2 separate regions of the Homo sapiens genome follow, and region 1 is linked to region 2. The links are chromatin contacts, found by Hi-C or POLR2A ChIA-PET in ENCODE. All regions are on one chromosome and are shown on one strand. Each heading gives the region's core, a stretch centred on a gene start or an enhancer-like site at or near the end of the contact. The rest is flanking DNA. Distances are from core to core; before and after follow the strand shown.

Region 1 (6,110 bases), core at 2,112-4,611, 430 kb before region 2:
TGGAACTGCAGGCACGCGCCACCGTGCCCAGCTAATTTTTGTATTTTTAGTAGAGATGGGGTTTCACCATGTTGGCCAGGATGGTCTTGATCTCTTGACCTCGTGATCCACCTGCCTTGGCCTCCCAAAGTGCTGGGATTATAGGAATGAATTATATTCTAACAGTAAAAGTGACTGTATGTTCTTAAATGGAATACTATATAGCAGACAAAAAATAAACTTGAGCAACCACATCAAGAAGGCTAAAATCACACAAGCATAATGTGACCAAAAAAGAAATATATAGGATACACACAGTATGAGACTATGCACATAAAGTTTTAATTATTGTATATTTCTATACAATAATGTAGAAATCATACAAAGGCATGTGTAAGAATGACCACCAGGGTAGAGGTCACCTTTGAGGAAAAGGAAGGGGTGAGATTGTGTGGGATCTATGCTGCTTTCTATTTCCCTCCTGACTCCCCAGCTCCCTAGCACACTCTGCAAAGACAAAGAGGATGGGCAGGGCCAGCACACAGAGGAGCCACCTCCCCTCCAAAGCCTTCTCTGGCTACCTCTCTGCCAGTCAGGGCTGAGGCCTCCTCTGGGCTCCCAAGTCCAAGTGTTGGCCTTTGTAACACCCTGATCACTCTGGCCTGGTGTTGTTTTTCTTCACACTTCTCCTCCACCAGCCAAGGAGTTTTTCCAGGGCATAATTCTTTGGAGATTTAAAGTCATCATCATCACTCATTTATTCTCTGACACCTGCTATGTGCCTAGGCCCGGGGAAGAAAAAAGATGAGTTGTTCATGGCTAGTGTCCTTCAGAAATGCCCAGTGTGGAGGAGAACAGACCAGAACCTGGTGGGCATTGGGCCAGAGAGACATGAAGATACATAGGAGCTCTGAGGGACCCCCAGCCCACCCAGCCCTAGAGCAGGGAGAACAGGGGTGGTTAAGGCACAAGTTGTGTCTTAGGCTGTGTTCAAGAACAACTAGAATTGTTTGGGTAAAGTAGGAGGAAGATGTTCCTGTTTACAAGAGGGGACAGCTTGTGAAGACCAGGAGGTGGGGTTGATCATGGCCAACTCTGAGAACCTCAAGAAGTTCAGTCCTACTGGGCAGTCCAGTGGAAGAGGGGAGTGGCATAAGAGAGCTGTAGAGAGGGCAGGGACCAGTCCTTTCAGGGTCTCGATGCCAGGCTGGGAAGCTTGGTTTATCCTGAGGGCAATGGGAACCATGGTAGGATTTAAGCAGGGTGGGACCTGGGGAGAGGCCCAGAGGTGTGTTTTAGAAAGCTGACTTATGCTGGCTGATGTGCAGAGGCAGTGGGTCGGTGAGGAGGCTGGGCCAGTAGTCCAGGCAGGTGGCCAGGGCAGTGGGGATGGAGGAGGAGTGATATATGGGAGATGATTAGAAGGTGGATTTGAGAACTTTTCTTTTGAGATGGGGGTCTGGTTCTGTTGCCCAGGCTGGAGTGCAGTGTCACAATCTCTGCTCACTGCAACCTCTGCCTCCCGGGCTCTGGTGATCCTCCCACCTCAGCCTCCCGAGAAGTAGCTGGGACTACAGATGCATGCCACCATGCCTGGCTAATTTTTATTTTTTTATTTTTTTAATTTTTTTGGTAGAGATAGGCTTTTGCCGTGTTGCCCAGGCTGGTCTTGAACTCCTGGGCTCAAGTGATCCTCCCACCTCGGCTTCCCAGAGTGGTAGCATTACAGGCATGAGCCACCACACCTGGCCTTGAGGGCTTTTTAAGGAGGTAGAATCAGCAGAATCAGGCAGATTGGATGCGAATGTGAGGGAGAGAGAGGGGATTCTCAGTTTGGGTTCCTCCAGAAGCTGATCCTGAGGCAAACATTTAAGTACAAATCATTTATTTCAGAGGTGATCCAGGGAAAAGAAGAAAGCCATGGTGGCTGCCGAGCAGGTCATCACTGTGGGTCAGTCCTGTGGGGAACCCGTGGGAGACTGCGCAGAACCTGCCACAGGGAGGTCCCACCCAAAAGGCAAGGAAACTGGAGCAGTTGGTCACCAACTCCAGCTGTCATCGGTTAAAGGCTGATCCTCAAACTTTCTGGCACTTCTGGCCAAGTGTGCTCCAAAGGCCAGAGAAACCCCAGGGCAGAAACCCAGGGTCCCACAGTGAGAAGCTGCAGAGGTGTGGGGATGAGAGTGCTAAGTGGCACAGGCAGCCCCCAGCCTTGGTGTCCCTGTGGGTCCTCTCAGGGCCGGGGCTGCTCTTTCAGCCCCAGCCATAGCCCTAGAACCCCCAGCCCCCTTCCTGAGGCCCAGGAGGGGCGTAGGAGGCACAGCATCTGCTGCAGGATGAAAGGAGCCCTGTCTGTTCCCTGTAGGCTGAGCTCTGGTTCTCCCAGCTGGGTGGAGGAGGGACTCTGTGTAGGAGTTGGGGAAGTGGGGGTGGGTTTCAACCTGATGGCCCTGCCTGCACCCCAGTGTTCTCTCCTCAGCACTCCACCTTTCTCACTGGTCCTCCTGCTGTCCCTGGGTCCTCCTGGGTATGCAGAGCCCTGGTTTCCATGGAGACTGTGCTCTGACCTCTGGAAATGCTCCCTCTGACCAGCTTAGCCAGGCCGCCTGATCCCCATACTCACATCAAGGCAAAGGAACTTGGCAGCTCTTTAATAAAACCAAATCCTGTTGCCCAGGAGCTTCATGTTTGGGCCTCTAGGCCATAGGGTGGGTGAAGTCACTTCTACTCTCTTTAAGATGGAGCCATCAGTTAAAGGAGGGAAGAGATGCCCAGGAGTGGAACTGTAGGGGGCAGCCAGAGCAGTAAGAGCAGGAGCAGGTCAGTGCCGTGTCACTCAGGCCAAGGGAAGATGGGCCTGGAAGAAGGAGGGAGGCCACAGGCTCAGAGCTGGGCCTGGGAGCCAGGCCCCACCCCCACTGGCCCCAGGAGAGGTCAAGGAGCCCTTGGTTAAACTGTGTCCGGCAGCTAATTTGCTTCCTCCTGTTCCGCTCCCTCCCAGCTTCAGCCATGGCCTCACAATCCTTAGCAGCTGGCAGGTGCCCAGCAAGATCCGGCACTGGATGAGCCATATCTGGCATTTCCAACAACTTTTGAGATATCCCCTCCCCCTGTCAGCCCCTGGCCTTGGTGTCCCTGTGGCCTCCTCTCAGGGCCGGGGCTGCTCTTTTAGCCCCAGCCATAGTCCTAAGACCCCAGCCTCCTTCCTGAGGTCCAGGAGCCCCCACATGGCTCCCCTTTGCCCTGTCAGTCCACCAGCCACAGCTAGCCCTTGTTCTGAACAGGAGAACCTCTTCCTGGAACTTGCCTCTTTCTCATTCCCACCACATTCCAGCTGCCCAACCAAGTGTTGATTCACAAATTCATGAGCCAGGAATCCTGCCCTGGCAGCTCTTAGTCAGGGCTCTGGATTCCTCTCTTGCCTCTAAGCACACTGATGGGACACTCCATTTAGCTCCCTCCTACCAGACCCATGCCCACCAGCGCTGCTCCTGGTACAAATGTTTGTTTGTTTACTTATTTATTTTCAAAACGGAGTCTTTCTCTGTTGCCCAGGCTGGAGTGCAATGGCATGATCTTGGCTCACTGCAACCTCCTTCTCCTGGGTTCAAGCAATTCTCCTGCCTCAGCCTCCTGAGTAGCTGGGATTACAGGAGTGTTCCACCACACCCGGCTAATTTTTTGTATTTTTAGTAGAGACAGGGTTTCACCATGTTGGCCAGGCTGGTCTTGAACTCCTGACCTTGTGATCCACCTGCTTCGGCTTCCCAAGGTGCTGGGATTACAGGCGTGAGCCATCATGCCTGGCTATAAATGTTAACATACTTTCTGGCAGTATATAAAGGAGCATAGTGCCTATGTCAGAGGAGGTGATAGTCCACAGAGATCTGCTGCTCACACTACCTGTGGAGCCCTGTGACCTCTGCAACACTGCCTGCTGCCCTTGGGACTGTAGGGACACTGAGAGGGTGATGAAACCAACACATGGAACAAAAAGCCAAGTTAGGCCGGGCGCGGTGGCTCACGCCTGTAATCCCAGCACTTTGGGAGGCCGAGGCAGGCGGATCACCTGAGGCCAGGAGTTCAAGAACAGCTTGGCCAACATGGCAAAACCCCGTCTCTACTGAAAACACACACAAAAAATTAGCCAGGCGTGGTGGCTGGTGCCTGTAATCCCAGCTACTGGGGAGGCTGAGGCTGGAGAATCGCTTGAAACCAGAAGGTGGAGGCTGCAGTGAGCTGAGACTGCGCCATTGCACTCTAGTCTGGGCAGCAAGAGCGAAACTCCATTTCAAAATAGAATAAAATAAAATAAAATTTAAAAAAGCCAAGTTAATGTGAGTCAACCCTTGGGAGTGGGGCAATTCTTTCACTTGGTACCAACAGATCCCTGTCCATTTTAAAACAGATTTACTGAATCTGAGATTCAAGCAGACATTATTGTCTAGTAAATAGTCTAAACTATGTTCATAATGAAGAAAAAGTTGGTGTTTTCATTTATTTCAGCTCTTTAAGAAATCAACAAATCAAAACTGAAATATTGGAAATGACCTGTCTATTCATAGGGAACTGGTTAAATAAATCATGGTTGTTAAAACAGAACAGGGGAGTTTTTATGTAGAAAGACCTTTAAGAAAACTTCAGGGCCAGGCATGGTGGCTCATGCCTGTAATTCCAGCACTTAGAGGCCAAGGCAGGGGGATCGCTTGAGCCTGGGAGTTCAAGAGCAGCCTGGGCAACATAGTGAGACCCTGTCTCTAAAAAAATAGAATAAAATAGCCAGGCGTGATGGCTGACACCTGTAATCCCAGCACTTTGGAGGCCAAGGCAGGGGGATCACAAGGTCAGGAGTTCAAGACCAGCCTGGCCAACATGGTGAAACCTTGTCTCCACTAAAAATTATACAAAAATTAGTTGGGCATGGTGACACATGCCTGTAGTCCCAGCTACTCAGGAGGCTGAGGCAGGAGAATCACTTGAACTCGGAAAGTGGAGGTTGTGGTGAGCCTAGATCGCACCGCTGCACTCCAGCCTGGGCGACAAGAGCGAGACTCTGAATCAAAACAAAAACAACAACAAAAACACCAAAAAACAAACAAACAAAAATTAGCTGGGTGTGGTGGCACGCGCCTGTAGTCCCAGCTACAGGGGAGGCTGAGGCAGAAAAATTGCTTGAACCCGGGAGAGATAGTGCCACTGCACTCCGGACTGGGGGACAGAGGGAGACTCCATCTCAAAAAAAAAAAAAAAAAAAAAAAGAATAAAATAAAAATAAATTTAAAAAGGAATTTTCAGAAGAAAGCTAGGTGTAGAAATATGTATGTAGTAGTATGCAAACTTTTGTGTATGAAGGAAGAAAAAAAACACTACTTTTAGGATTTGTATATACATATAGTTACCTGGAAACATAAAGAAGCAACCACTGACTGGGTTACTTATTAGGGCCAATAACAGGGAGATCCTTCACTGTTTACCTTTTTTTGTTTGTTTGTTTGAACCAAGTGAATACATTATTTAGTTGAAAATTAAATGAAAAAGAAACAGATCACTTTTAAAAATCAAGATGTCACATTTAGTAAAGGTGCCCCAAATGTTGAGGCGTGACAAGGTTCCAATGATGAGAAAAATGGAATGTTTTTATCAACAAAGATTGATATAGGGATTTACTGTTTTCTAAGTAGTTGTGCATAAATTTAGACATTAACTTTCTTCAGCCTGGGCAACATGGCAAAAACCCATCTCTACAAAAAAAAAAAAATACAAAAATTAGCTGGGCATGGTGGCACATGCCTGTAGTCCCAGCTACTCAGGAAGCTGAGGTGGGAGGATCACTTGAGCCTGGGAGATTAAGGCTGCAGTGAGCTGAGATCGTGCCAATACAATCCAGCCTGGGTGACAGAGACCCTGTCTCAAAAAAAAAAAAAAAAGAAAAAAAGATATTAACCTTCTTAAGCCTTATTAGGGACAGTTGATTATTTCAATTTTTCAGAGGGGGAAACTGAGGCTCAGAGAGGTCAGTGGTCTTGCCCAAGGCTCCCCCATCTGTAAGTAAAGGAGCTGGTCCTGGATGGAATCTGGGAGCCCGACCACAGGAACAAAGGAGAGCGCAGAACAGAGTCCACCCAGGAAGA
Region 2 (6,298 bases), core at 1,896-4,395:
GAAACCCCGTCTCTTACTAAAAATACAAAAATTAGCCAGGTGTGGTGGTGGGTACCTGTAATCCCAGCTACTCGGGAGACTGAGGCAGGAGAATTGCTTGAACCCAGGAGGCAGAGGTTGCGGTGAGCCAAGATCATGCCACTGCACTCCAGACTGGGTGACAGAGCAAGACTCTGTCTCCAAAAAAAAAAAAAAGGAATGGAATGAGGTTATCTCCCAGGGCTTATCTAACTCTCATGCCCTGGATGAGTTGTTTCTAGATACAGAGAACATCACACAAAAAAGGTCACAATATTTGAAACCAGACTTACTAAGACACAGACTTCTTTGGATGGCAAGAAATTGAAAAGAAAGCAAGCCACTGGACTCTCCCGCTGGGACCTGGGACAAAACAAACCTTTATCCTCTAGATTGCAACTGCATCCCAGGCTGCTCTATCCACTCACTGCCTGAAGAACCCAGCTGCAGCTTTTGGTTTTGTGGCCAATGACTGCCCAGCCCTCTCCCAGTGGCCTTAGGATGAAATCCAGCTGCTCTGAATCTTCGCATTTATTTTGTTCATCGTGAAGTTGTTTTTCATGACAGAAATATAACTAAATTACAGAAATTTTAGGTTAGAAGGGGGAGGATTGTAATTTATCCCCAAATCCTGCAACTTTTAAGTTTCCTCCTAGACTCTTCCTGTGTTTGCCTTGTTACTGCTTGATCTGCCAAGAACCAAATGAATGCCAAAGAGCATCTTGTTCCTAGACTATTTTCCCTCGGTCCCAGAGGCCAAAAAACACACTTTTGCTGTGTCTGTTTCTGAGAGCTCTGGTCTGGGAATATTTTCCTGAAAAAAAAAAAAATTTTTTTTTTTGAGACGGAGTTTCGCTCGTCACCCAGGCTGGAGTGTGATGGCACTATGTCAGCTCACTGCAACCTCTGCCTCCTGGGTTCAAGCGATTCTCCTGCCTCAGCCTCTCAAGTAGCTGGGATTACAGGCATGTGCCACCACACCCGGCTAATTTTTTTGTATTTTTAGTAGAAACGGGGTTTCACCATGTTGGCCAGGCTGGTCTCAAACTCCTGACCTCAGGTGATCCACCTGCCCCAGCCTCCAAAAGTGCTGGGATTACAGGCATGAGCCACCTCGCCCGGCCTTTCCTAGAATGTTTTATGCTGAAACATTGACAGAAATGAACCCAGGGACAGGGCTCACAGCCCTTCTACACTGCGCATAGAACTCACTCTTCACCACTTGCTCCTGTGAGGAACAGAAAAGAGCACAGCCAAAGGAAATGTATTCCAGTCCCCAGGCCACCTCAGATTAGCTGTGACTTGAGGCTCATCCCTTCACCTTCTGGACCCTGCTTTCCTCATCTGTAAAGTAGGAACAAGCAGATAGTGCAACTTCTAAGATCCAGGAGGATGAAATAGGGTAATGTACAGATAAGCTGAAAATGTTTGTGATGAGTGAATGTGTCTCCAGTGGAAGAGCCTGTATCCAGGCATGGATATGTCTGAATCTCACAGATGGGTCCACGTCTGATGGTGTCAGATCTCTCCAGAAACCACCTCTATTCAATTCAGCAAATGTGCTGCCCCAGGTAGTGTTCAGGTCTCTGGAGCCTTGTCACTGAGGGGCTTGCATCTGGTGGGAGACACTCAGCGCAACAGCAGACTGAAGCCAGGGACTGAGAGATGACCAAGGGGCAGTAGGAGCACAGGATAGGGGCATCTGTCATTTCTCCCTCCCTGGGGTCTCAGGCTCACTAAGGCCTGAGATTGGGCAGGGCAGGCAGAGGCCATGGTCCTCATGCCTACAGAACAGCTCTGCAGAAGAGCCATGTCACTTTTGGGGAGGCTTGGGGCAGGAAGTTTCACAGGTGGGGATATGAGCGCCTGGAAGTCACTGTGACCTGCCCAAGATCTCCCAGGAAGACAGAACTGGAGAACCTAGAACTAGGCCTCCAGAAGCCCTGGCCAGCCCCTTTGCAGAATCTGAATCCAGTTTTTAGAAAAGCAGGAATCAGAGGTCTGGGTTCTTATCCCAGCTCTGCTCTGTGACCCGAAGGAGCTGCCCCATCTCTGGGTCTCAGTTTTTATACCCATGAGTGCGGGCCACTCCAGATTTGACCTAGGCACCCGAATTCAGGCAGGCAGCCCCTGAGCACCAGAGTTCTGAAAACCTGGGCAGTGACTGCTGAGAGCCTGGAGGAGCTGTCAACATCTATTTTCACCTCTCTGCTGAACGGGACTGAAGAGGCTGGAGGGAGGAACAGCCTTCCCGCTGACATGCCCCTCTGAACTCCTCTGCTCAGTCTGTGAGCTCCTCTTCCTCCTGCCTACCTCATTCCCGGGAACTCCTTGGCCTGTTTCTGGCCTTACAGACTTGTTCCTCCAGGAAGCACCCCCTCCTACTGGGAGGGGGACCTCCAAGCAAGTTAAGGTGAACATGTGCTCCCTGAGAGAGGCAACTCCACCCGATGGCAGCAGCGTGTGTGGTAAGATTGACGCCCATAAAGTAGAAGGGAAGGTTTTGGGGGAGAGAAGGGCTCACTGTCCCAGAGATCAGTCAGACCATTTCCTGAGCACCTCCTCTGGGCTCTCTAAGCAGTCTCCACTACAACCCTGTGAAATGAGGGAGAAACGCAATGGCGCAGCTGGCCTCCCAAGATTCAAGTTCCCTCACTCCTGTGTCCCTGCATGTCCCTCACTTCAAGGGATACTAACCGTCCAGGCTCAGGACCCAGAATAGAAAAGGGTGAAGATGTAGGGAGGGAGTCAGGTTAGACACAAGGCTAGCATCACACCTCTACCCCCGTGGTAGCAGGCAGGGGGCACACACACCCTGGGGGAGGGGGCATGCCCCGCAGCCCTGCCTAACTGCGAGTCTGAACACGTTGCTTTAAAAAGAGTATGTGTAATGCAGCCACAGTCCAGCTGCAGGGCTTCTCTGAGCTCAGTTTTCTCACCTGGGAAACATGGTAGCTACATGGCAATGTAGTTGGGAGGAACAAATAATGCTGCAGAAAGGGTGCAGGGCAGGGCCTGGCACCTCCTAAGGGCTCAGTCACGGTGGCTACAGGAGTGTCGGTCTCCCCAGCCATGTGTCCCTGGAAACGGGAATGGCCTCAGTAGACTAGGCAGCTGGTGACCCCTGGTGGCTGCTGGGAGCCAGGGCATGAGGGCTGGGGCAGAGTAGAAGGCTGAGTATCGAAGAATGTTGGAGCCCAAGGCTCTTAGACCGTTAGACTGGCTGAGTCCTTGAATAAGAGAATTTTGTTGTTGTTGAGATGGAGTTTCACTCTCGTTGCCCAGGCTAGAGTGCAATGGCGCATTCTCAGCTCACTGCAACCTCCTCCTCCTGGGTTCCGTGATTCTCCTGCCTCAGCCTCCCAAGTAGCTGGGATTACAGGCATGTGCCACCATGCCCAACTAATTTTGTATTTTTAGTAGAGACAAGGTTTCACTATGTTGCTCAGGTTGGTCTTGAACTCTTGACCTCAGGTGATCTGCCCTCCTTGGCCTCCTAAAGTGCTGGGATTACAGGCGTGAGCCACCGCATCCAGCCTGAATAAGAGAATTTAACCACTTAATAAACATTTCCTGAGTCATTCTCTGTGCCAGGCCTGATCCCAGGAAATAATCTATTCCCATCCTGGCCTCTTCCAAGAGTTCCTTGACTTAAAATGGAGGAGGCAGATACAAAAGGGGAGCTCAGGGACAGAGGAGGCCTCTACCCAGCCTGGCAGGCGAAGGAAGGGGAATCCTGAAAGAAAAATTTGAACTGGGGGCTGGGAGGGAAGGAGAACATTCTGGGAAGAAAGAAAAGCATGTCTGAGATGCACTCATGATAGCAAGGAAATAGCCAGGCACGGTGGCATGCACCTATAGGCCCAGCTACTGGGGAGGCTAAGGCAGGAGGACCACTTGAGCACAGGAGTTTGAGACCAGCCTGGGCAACATAGTGAGACATCATCTCTAAATGAGTAAATGAATGAATGAATAGCAAGGAAATGAAGATGAAGCTGAGAGGCCAGCAGGGTCACATCCAAAGGGCTCCAGATTTCATGCTGGGGTTGCGGGTGGTCTCTGAAGGCAGCAGGGGAACTCCAAAGGATTGGACTTGTGAACACGACACCCTAGAAAGTCACCCTGTTGGGCCGAGCATGGTGCTGTGCACCTGTAATCCCAGCCCTTCGGGAAGACCAGGTGGGAGGATTGCTTAAACCCAGGGGTTTAAGGCTGCAGGAGTTTGAGGCTGCACTAAGGTTTTTTGTGTGTCTCAAAAGCAACAACAACAACAACAAAAGTCACTCTGGCCATAGTAAGGGAAAGGATTGGATGGGGAGACTGCAGGTCTAGAAGGTGGCCCACAGTGGCAGGAGGGTGGAGGAGTACTAGAACCAGCAGCACAAGGTCCCAGGGACATGGGGTGCAGGAGGAACGGGTCACTTGCAGGGGAGATGATGGCCAGGAGGCAGCTAGACCAAAAGTAGTGAGTGGTCTGGGAGTCAGCAGAGTGTAGGTGTTGCCATTTAACCAACACCGTCTCCACAGGCCTGTGCCCAGTCCTAGGTTGGTAAAGGAAGTTGGTTTGCCCCAACTCTGCCCTGTGGGCTCTGCCTTGTAAGCAAAGCCCCAGGCCCAGATCTGGCCCACAGCTGCCCTCCCCCAGGCACAGACACACAGAGGCCTTGCTCTGCCCCACCCTGGGCACTACCCCTGGAGGAAGAACGCGGACCCAGTCTAAGGGAGGCCCTGTGGACCAAGGACTTTGATATCACTACCTGGGTTTTTAGGATCTTCCCACCGGGACCCCTCTGGGCTGCCTCCCTGCCCTCTCCTCAGAGCTCCCCCAGCCCCTCCTCAGCTTCAGTCTACCCTGAGTGCCTGAAGCAGGTGGGCCCAACATGTTGCTTTGGCCTCAGGACCAGGTTGGACCAAGAGTCACATCCATGGCTCTTTGCTGCCTCAGGGCCTTTCTTCCTGCTGTTTCCATGGTTAGACTTGAGCAGCACCTGTCTCTGCAGGCAGAGACTCGGCTGGCTGCCTCAGCTCTGTATGGAAGGAGGAAGGGGGCCAAGCCTGGATCTTCCAGAGCCCACTAGCCCAAAGGTCTCTGTACCATGAATGCTGCAAAGAGGTAGGCAGACGCAGTTCAGATATCATTTTTTTCTACTTTGGGAGAAAAAGTGAGGAGATAGAGATAAAAATACAAAGAAAAACTAGCGTAATCCCCCAACCCATACTTCATTTTTAAACAAACAGGCCAGGTCCTGCCAGGCCTTCTTCCCCATTAAATCCCAAGGCCAGCTCCAGTCCCAACCCCAACCCCTGCATGGCGCCGAAGGAAGCTTCAGGCTTCGGGCAAGAGCTCCAGCCCAGGCAGGCAGGTCGTGGCCCTACTGCCAGAGCACAACCTTCCTGCCCTGGTCCACGCTCACCATGTGGCTCCCGGAGTAGCACCAGGCCACGGCGTTGACGGCAGCGCTGGGGAAAGGGAGGGGCAGGCTTCAGGGGGGCTTCAGGAACTGCGCCTGCAACCTGGCTCTGCCCCGACTGCTGGACCTGGGTAGTTTGAGGCCCTCTCTTGAGCCTGTTTCCTCATCTGTCAAGTTAGCTCACAGGGCTGTGGAAAGGATGGAACCAAGTGCGTGTGGAAAGTACCTTGTGAACTGCAAAGGGCTCTGGTCGGGTGGAAGGTGGAGGGACAAGGGCTGGGGACTCCAGGGTCCCAGTATGTCAGAACCTGGAATCAGCCTGGCAGGACTGGGGCCAGGCAGGTGGCCAGGTGGAGGCCATGCTCACCAATGGGGTCCCTGTAGTCTGCTCTCCAGTTTCCCGGTGTCCACATCCCAGATGTAAAGGGCCCCATCACAGGAGCCTGCCAGTGCATAGCTTCTGTCCGGGCTGTAGTGGCCACAGCAGAGCAAGAAAACGGGGGGTCAGAGGGGAGGGCACACACAGGGTCCGGCAGGGCACACTTGGACACAGGCATATGCTCTCACGGACATACCTGAACACAGCTTTGGTCCAGTCAGAACCACACTTGAAGCCATCGGCCCTGAGGACAGACAGGGCTGGGGTCAGAACAGAGGTCATCACTAGTCTCTGCCCTCTGCAGTGAGCTTCCAGAGCTTCCTCTTTGTCGAGGGGTTTGGTACCTCAGCAGGACCTGGTCTGGAGGGGCCTCCAGGGAGGGCTCCAAGAGGGTCTATTACAGGAGAAGAGAGGCTCAGCTGTCCCAGCAAAGGCCACAGGGTCAGCAGGCATGAGGCTGGTACCTGAACACCTGGCGGATGTTGCTGAC

Evidence for each region. Hi-C counts contacts between places; a loop is a spot of excess contacts on that map. ChIA-PET counts read pairs that join two places held with the same protein, here RNA polymerase II (POLR2A). Pooled maps may share reads with other maps.
Region 1: a pooled map shows a loop between it and region 2 (2.7-fold over the local background). The contact joins two enhancer-like sites. A Hi-C loop is called at or near these places in 65 of 168 maps with a recorded cell type or tissue (A673, CD14-positive monocyte, CD4-positive, alpha-beta T cell and 40 more), 28 of 37 single-sample maps with no recorded cell type and 43 of 50 pooled maps. POLR2A ChIA-PET finds 5 or more read pairs at or near these places in 5 of 52 experiments (K562, OCI-LY7, SK-N-SH and 2 more).

Annotation. Positions count from the first base shown.
Region 1 is chr11:73,254,727-73,260,836 of GRCh38, reverse strand. It overlaps LOC105369382 (a long non-coding RNA gene), which reads right to left. Exons shown (of 3, transcript XR_950296.3): 3 at 1,848-2,836. Among named protein-coding and RNA genes, the nearest start is that of P2RY6, 15 kb to the left of the region's middle. Within about 2 kb of position 3,361, at least 18 of the 41 ENCODE cell types and tissues checked have a DNase peak (open chromatin) inside an H3K27ac peak, as active enhancers do; they include adrenal gland, ascending aorta, heart right ventricle and 1 more, where a contact is called at or near this core.
Region 2 is chr11:72,828,483-72,834,780 of GRCh38, reverse strand. It overlaps ATG16L2 (autophagy related 16 like 2), which reads right to left. Exons shown (of 18, transcript NM_033388.2): 15 at 6,273-6,298; 16 at 6,005-6,052; 17 at 5,797-5,898; 18 at 5,146-5,478. The coding sequence ends at 5,391. Among named protein-coding and RNA genes, the nearest start is that of ATG16L2, 17 kb to the right of the region's middle. Within about 2 kb of position 3,145, at least 13 of the 41 ENCODE cell types and tissues checked have a DNase peak (open chromatin) inside an H3K27ac peak, as active enhancers do; they include adrenal gland, ascending aorta, heart right ventricle and 1 more, where a contact is called at or near this core.